Regions from separate parts of the Homo sapiens genome. Here all the other regions are linked to region 2. The links are chromatin loops, found by intact Hi-C in ENCODE. Cell type or tissue: mammary epithelial cell. All regions are shown on one strand.

Region 1 (2,500 bases), 190 kb before region 2:
CTGCTGTCATGGGGAACTCAGCTACTTCTCCAGCCTGAGAATACAGGATTCCTTTTCTAAAATCCTTCCCCTTCTGGCTGTTCCCCAAACCTCTCCCTGGATCCTCTCCCTCTGGGATTTTCCTGACACTGTTCCCTCCTTCTAGAGCGAGTCTCTTCCTTCCAGCAAATCAAACTCTAGCCATCTTTAAAGGCCTGGCTTTATGCCTTTCCCTCTGAGCAGCCTTTCTGGATTTCCTAAGGTGGAAGCGATCATTTCCCAAGATCTTCCCGAGGAGGAGGTGATCCCCCATGTCTCCCCTATGATGCCTCCCACTTTCTATCTTGTCTGTTGCTGTCTATGGGCAGGACTCATTTCCAACACAGAGGTCATGCTCTGTTGGAAGGAGACACGTCCACCTCACTCCTAGATTCCCAGCAGCTCACACAGGGCTTAGCATGTAGTAGGTGTTTACTAATTATTTTTCAAATGAATAAACTACCCCATGCAGCTCTGTACACTGAACTCCAGCAGCTCCACGGGCAGAGTTCTAAGGCTGGAGTTGCATGTAACTTCCTGATCTGCTCTCTGGGCTGATTTGATTTGCCGGTGGGTGGTGCAGAGCCACAAACTGAGCTTTCCCTGTGGGCTTCTCCTCCAGGGCTGTTTGTGGTTCCTTGTGGGTGCTCTGTTCAAATGCATGATACAGAGTTGGTCCGAAATGGAAAGTTTGTCTTAAAGAATTAATACACTTTAAACAATATATTTCATATCTATAAATATATGCAAAGTTTAATATAATGAATATCTATGTATCCACCACCCAGCTTAAGGAAGAGTGTTGCCAGCATAGTGTGTGGATACCCTCTCCTTTTCCGGAGTCCTGATAAGGTCACTCTTTCAAGTTTGCCTGACACCAGAAACAGGTACAACTTAGCTGCTCAGGGACTATATGAGTCCTTCTGCTAAACTACTGGGTTTCAGAACTCTTTTTTGTTTTTTTTGTGGAGCGGAGCCCAGGTTGGAGTGCAGTGGGGCCCGGAGTGCAGTGGGGCGATCTTGGCTTACTGTAACCTCCGTCTCCTGGATTCAAGCGATTCTCCTGCCTCAGACTCCCGAGTAGTTGGGATTACCAGCATGCACCACCATGCCCGGTGTATTTGTATTTGTAGTAGAGACGGGGGGTCTCACTATGTTGTCCAGGCTGGTCTTGAACTCCTGACCTCAAGTGATCCGCCTGCCTCAGCCTCCCAGAGTGTTGGGACTACAGGCCTGAGCCACTGCGCCTGGCCGGGTTTCAGAACTCTTAAAGTCACCTACATTCATACTAAAAAGGAGATGGGACCCTTGAACAAACAACAGAGTTTTAGTGGCACCGCTCTGCAGCGGGCTGTCTTCTGACGAGTAACTTTAGGAAGCAGATCAAGTGTGCAGTTTTGAATGGCACCCCATAGTGGGGAGGTGAATGGCGCTGGGGATTCTGGGTCTCTGCCCCAGGGCCCGGTGCCACTGCACTGAAACCTCTGCAGTGTACGCTTCTGTCCCTAGATGGCACTGCTGTACTGTGCCCCTTCCCACCTGGTCCAGGTGTTCTGGGAAAAAGAGGCATTTTGTATTTTGGAGACAATGGAAGAGATAAATGCTTTAAATTGAAAGGTGGAACTCTGGCCCAAACTTCAAACCGGCAGAGCTAGGTGCTAATTTCAGCTGGCTGCTCCTCTGAGCATGGCTCCAGAGTTCACATTCTGATCCACTGACAGGATCTGCATGACTGGGTTGGTTGCATATGTGAAGTAAACAGAATAACAGAACCCGACCTATCTAGGGCTTTGGGAATAATGAAATTATTTGCTTTATATAAAGTGCTTAGAACAGTGCATATTACATGGTCATTGCTCAATAAAGTTCAATATTCTTTTCTTTATTCTTTTTTTTTTCTTGAGATGGAGTCTCTCTCTGTAGCCCAGGCTGGAGTGCAGTGGTGTGATCTCAGCCCACTGCAACCTCTGCCTTTTGGGTTGAAGTGATTCTCCCACCTCAGCCTCCTGACTAGCTGGGATTACAGACGTGTACCACCATGCCCGGCTAATTTTTGTATTTTTAGTAGAGACGGGGTTTCACCATGTTGGCCAGGCTGGTCTCAAACTCCTGACCTCAAGTGATCCACCCTCCTAGGCCTCCCAAAGTGTTGGGATTACAGGCGTGAGCCACTGCAACTGGCCTCTTTTCTTTTTTCATTTGCATTGTAGTGATCTATCTGAGAGAGTACCCTCTCTCCCCGAGGGCAGAGACCATAGCTGGCTGCTGATACCTGTGTCCCATGGGCCCAGAACAGAGGAAGTGCTTCAGAAGCTAGTTCTCTCTCCACCCTGCCCCTATCACATGGAGGAGGGGGTCGCTGCATTCCATGTGTCTTCCATGGAGACCAGGCAGGATCTCCTGCCTGGAGAGAGCTGATGGGTGGGCAGATTTGCAATCTGAGCTGTTCAAGAATGGAAGGGGCTTCCTGGTGAGGAAGTAA
Region 2 (2,500 bases):
TAATGAGGGTTGCAACAAGCAAAGGGCCATTTATTCAGTTGGTGAGATTTGTAAAAAATAGACACACCGTATGGAAAGCATAGAGCTGGAGTTTAGTTCATACCATGTCCCATGGGAAGCCTCGGATGAATTAAAGGCCAGGACAGATAAAGCTAAAAGGCAAGCAGAAGCCATGTAGGAGAATGTCCTTACTTATGGGTGGGGAAAGATTTCTTAAGCAAACCTTGAAAATAAAGACCAGGTAAAAAATGGATCGACATGACCACATTAAAATGAAAAATTCCAGTTTAGCGAAAGACTACACAGAAAAAAAAATAGTTGGTAGTTGATAGCCTGGGAAAAGTTATATATTTATATATATATATATTCCTTATACGTGTGTGTGTGTGTGTGTGTGTGTGTGTATAAGAAACGTCTATATATATAAGGAATGCCTGCAAATCCACAAGTAAAAGAAAGGAAATCCAGTAGAAAGCTAGTCAGGGATCTGAATAGACAGTTCATCAAAGGGAAAGCCCAAATGGCTAATAGGAATATGAAGAAATGATGACTGCCCCCAGTCCTTAGAAAGATGCAGATCAGGCCACAAGTTATGTTTGTACCATCAGAATGGCAAGGATCAGAAAGGTGGATGTGGAGGGGTGGGAGGATGAGAACCCTGGGGCACTGTGGTTGGGAGCGTGGGGTGGTGTAGACATTCTGGAAAGCAACGTAGAGTTGTTCAGTGAATTCAGGCATGTGTAAATGTGTAAATGACCCAGCACTCGCACTCCTGAGAGAAATCCAACCCCACATATGAAAGCAGTCCTTATGCAAAGAACAGGTTATTCATTGTGGCATTATGTGTAGCAGAAGGAAGTTGGAGGCACCCTAGCAGATGAGTTAGAGAGCTTTGCTGGGGCCAGCCTGAAAATCAGGCCCAGGAGCCTTCAGATGTCTTCTGCTGAGCCTTTGGTGCCTGGGGAGATGCATCTTGAAAGTGGAGCTTTTGGGAACTAAAGCTGCGAAGGCATATAATGGGCTGGAGGAGGGGAGACTGGCTCATAAGATCTGTTTAGAAAGTTAATGTCTGGGGTGGAGGCGGTGGGTTGCCCACGGAGGGGTACACGGCCGAGTGCTGAGCACATGTAGAGAAGCCCCTGGGAAAGTGAAAAACTCCAGGCAGGGAAGAGCCACGAAAGCCACACTCCACGCTGATCAACATAGGAGGGCTTCTTGTAGGAAAAGGGCTCTCCTAGATGGCAGCACTGGGTACCTCCTGATGCCAAGCTAGGGTGCCCTCTGGTGGGAACATTGTGGCAATCCTGGCAGTCCAGGACATCTTTTCTAAGGCACCTTCTGCAGCACAGCTATGACTCATATGGCTTCTCTGAGCCACAGAACTCAGGGTTTCGGTCTATGAAATGGATGCATGCCATGCAGGTGTGATGAAGCTGGGTGAGCTCCAGCTCCGGGGTAATGACAAGCATTTCTGGGCCAAGGTTTTCTTCCTGTTCGTCTCTGATACTCCTCCCACAAGCCTTCTGAACGATTGGAGGGGGTAGCCCTGGAGGGCGTCATGTCCCACCCCACCCTCCGTGCTGTACCACTCCTGCTGGATCCCTCCAGGAACAGGGAGGCTTTAGCCAGGCTGGGCAACCTGAAGTGGGCCTTATGTTGAACCCGAAGCCAAGCCCTGTGCTTGAGCTTGTTGGTCACCCTCCACCTGTCTGGTTATGCCCCACACATTAACCCGGTCCCCCAACAGCCTTGCTCAGCACCTCCCAAGTCCTCTCCACCCTGCACCCCACCCACTCCCATGAGATGCACACCCATCCTGCTCTCCTCAGGAGCACTCACAGTGCAGGATTTCAGGGACCTGGGTGCACAGAGCACCCCTCTGGGTGCTATCTGGGCCAGCAGTGTCCTCTGGAAGCAGTGAGGGGCTGGGGCTGGCCACTCTTCCCCTCATGGGTCTGAGCAGCAGGGGAAGGGTGGCCACTGCTCCGGACGCTGTGAGTCTCTGGGTGCTGCCTGAGGGTGCAGGAGCTCCTTAGAACAGACACAATGAGCTCTCCCTGCTCGGACTGCAGTCCTCAAGTAAGACAAATTTGGTTGTTAAAGCTACTAAATTTGAGGACTTAGTAACTGCTGTAGTAAAGTGGAACAGACTTACCTGGATTCCATAATTTGCAATCACTGTTGAGTATTGGCATCATTCCAGAAATTAAGACAATCGAAATTCATTGTAAGTTTTCAGTTTTAGCTCCATTTAAACCTCTTCTGTCTCCCCCCGCCACTAGGCCACCTCTCCACATGCCCAAACTAACATATTTATGGCTCTCATGGCCTGGTGGGATGGGGGTCTTTTCATCACACACTTCCACCTTCCTTCTCTTTTGAGATTTGCAGCATGTATTGAGTCAGGGGAGGGACTGTCAGGCAGGGCTCCCTGCCTAGGTGATAGCTTGTTAGGGCAGCAGGCTCCGTGGCTGCCTCTAAATTTAGGTGGTGGCCCACA
Region 3 (2,500 bases), 110 kb before region 2:
AAGGAAAAGCCTCAGCCCCCATTCAGGCCCCAGACACAGTGACCCCCTGCCCCCACTGCCACATCACTCAGGCCTGACATCAGCCAGGCACCTGAAACCACAGGAATGAGAGGTGATCTCCTTGCTCCTGCCACCTCACCTGCTCACCCACTGCAGGGCTGATGCCAGGGGACAGCAAGGATGCCTCCCGAAGCACCTACTGGGTGCAGGAGTGTGCTGCCAAGACCATGCTGCAGTCCAGGCCAGAGACCCCTCTGCAGCCATGGAGGCCACGCTAGCCCCACCCGCTGGCTGAGAGAGGGTTGCAGGGAGTAGGGATACCTGTCTCTGCCTTGGTGGACTTGGGGTGCAAGTGCCCCCTTTCCCAGGCAAGCCTGACTCCTTCAGGAGAGCTGGTGGGCTTCCCAAAGTCTGCCCTCTGGGACTGACTGGCCATGAAGCAGAGGAGAGGAAGCCGTTGATAAATGTGGGATGGAGGAATGAATGAAGAAACGGTGAGGCTGGGTGAGGTGGCTCACACCTGTAATCCTAGAGCTTTGGGAAGTTGAGGCAGGAAGATTGCTTGAGTCCAGGAGTTGGAGACCAGCCTTGGCAACATAGTGAGACCCTCTCTCTGTATTTTTTTTTTGAGACAGAGTCTCAGTCTGTCGCCCAGGCTGGAGTGCAGTGGCACGATCTCGGCTCACTGCAATCTCTGCCTCCCAGATTCAAGCGATTCTCATGCCTCAGCCTCCCAAGTAGCTGGGATTATAGGATTGTGCCACCACACCCAGCTGATTTTTTGTATTTTTTAGTAGGAATGGGGTTTCACCATGTTGGCCAGGCTGGTCTCCAACTCCTGACCTCAAGTGATCCGCCTGCCTTGGCCTCCCAAAGTGTTGGGATTACAGGTGTGAGCCACTGCGCCTGGCCCAATCTCTCTCTCTCTTTTTTTTAAATTTTAGAAAAGAAACAGTGGTTCCCAGGGGTGGTGGTGGCTGGCCCCAGGGAGTGCACTGAGGGTGAGTGGATGGCTGTGCTCGGTGCTAAGAGATTGGCCTTTGAATTCACTTCTGCCTGATCCTCATTTTTCTCCTTTCTACGAAAGATCAGAAATCCCCTTCAAGTTAATTATACCAATGAAATTCAGAGGTGTGCCTGGTGCCTGGCACATGGTAGGTGCTCAGGAAATGACAGGTGTCTCCTTCCTGAGAGCTGACAGCTGTCCTGAGCCCCTTCCAGAGCAACCCCTGGACCAGCCATGAGTCAGCTATGGCTGGGCAGCAGGGATCCTCGAGTTCCTGTTCTGGAAGCATGAGTCAGGCCCAGGTGGGAGAGGAGGGAGGTCATACTGGGGTCAGATGCCGGACCCAGGCAGGATCAGACAGGCGCCTGGCTGCCACCTTATCATGATGCTTGTTGCTAGTAACTGGATCTCAGAAGATAAGGCCCTGGGGCTGAATGAAGCATTCCAGCTCTGTGGGCCGAAATGTTGTTGACATGGGCTGTACGATGCGTAGATGCTTTTCAGATAGCACAGCCTGAAAAGGGCCAGCAAGCTCCCGAAGGCATTGCCTTCACAGCTGCTTTTGCCACTACTGCTGGGGGCAGAACCTCCAGCCCTAGAGCTTGCCCAGCCTGGGGACCCCATCACCTCCATGAGAGCTCCTGGATCTAGCTTGCCAGCCCAGAGCCCATCTCTGATTTCTTGAGAGCCTCTATTCTTTATCTAGATCATAGCAGTCACCAGTGAGGACCCAGATGTGCTTTCCACCAGGCTTTGGAGAACATCTGAGGAGTGGAAATTCCTATTTTAACCCTCTTTCCCACACCTCTGACTCTTGAGCAGGGGTCCATTGTCCGCTGTTGCTGCAAACTGTGACCGTTCAGTACAATGGACAGTGCTCATGACTGGGGTGGGGTGGGGACAAGCTTCTCTGCGCTGTGCAAAAGTCAGTGTTTCAGCCACACTAGGCATGTGCCCAGTGCCCAGCTCCTTATCTCTAGGAGCCATTGTCTCACTTGTTTCTTATGGCAGATAAAGATGGCTTATCCATCTCTTAGGAACAAAGCACGCCACTTTAGACAGTCACAAACATGAACGACCTTATTTAGGAATCAGGTGCCTCAGAGAGAGCCTTTGCAGGCTGAAACATGGAGGGAAGTGGGGACTTATCTCTTTGCCCCCCAGATATGCAGAAAAAGGCAGTGCGGGAACACACACACACACAGACACACACACCTGGACAGAGAAACAAAGCATTCATTGAGCGCTTGCTGTGGACCGACCCTTATTAGGCACTGGGAGGGAGTGTATAGAAAAGTGAGTTTGCACAGCGCTTGCCTTTAGCAGCTCACAGTTGCATGGAGAAGACATGCATCAGCAAATGCTTACTGCTTTTCCATTTTTGAAATTTGTAGGACTATCCCAGGGAAAACATTGAAACTGTTAAAATATGCAAAAAGTGAAGCAGCAGCTTTGCTGTGGGGAAAAACAAACCTCAGAAACCCTTAGTGACAG

The links. Peaks named below come from ENCODE experiments on the same cell type or tissue, not always from the same donor. Only the 100,000 strongest peaks of a DNase experiment are listed, where the experiment ranks them.
Region 1: a loop joins it to region 2, with 5 times the contacts of the local background. A loop is called at or near these places in 9 of 110 quality-filtered maps.
Region 3: a loop joins it to region 2, with 4 times the contacts of the local background. A loop is called at or near these places in 22 of 110 quality-filtered maps.

What each region holds. Positions count from the first base shown.
Region 1 is chr12:52,138,176-52,140,675 of GRCh38, forward strand. No RefSeq gene overlaps it. Among named protein-coding and RNA genes, the nearest start is that of SMIM41-AS1, 21 kb to the left of the region's middle. In mammary epithelial cell, a CTCF peak has its summit at 1,530 (motif pointing right); a DNase peak (open chromatin) is centred at 1,526.
Region 2 is chr12:52,326,406-52,328,905 of GRCh38, forward strand. No RefSeq gene overlaps it. Among named protein-coding and RNA genes, the nearest start is that of KRT83, 6.3 kb to the left of the region's middle. In mammary epithelial cell, a CTCF peak has its summit at 1,265 (motif pointing left); a DNase peak (open chromatin) is centred at 1,366; H3K27ac peaks cover 732 bases.
Region 3 is chr12:52,214,436-52,216,935 of GRCh38, forward strand. The region is part of intron 3 of LINC00592 (long intergenic non-protein coding RNA 592); the gene reads left to right. Among named protein-coding and RNA genes, the nearest start is that of LINC02874, 2.1 kb to the left of the region's middle. In mammary epithelial cell, no CTCF peak of the experiment used is centred here; a DNase peak (open chromatin) is centred at 1,316; H3K27ac peaks cover 1,382 bases.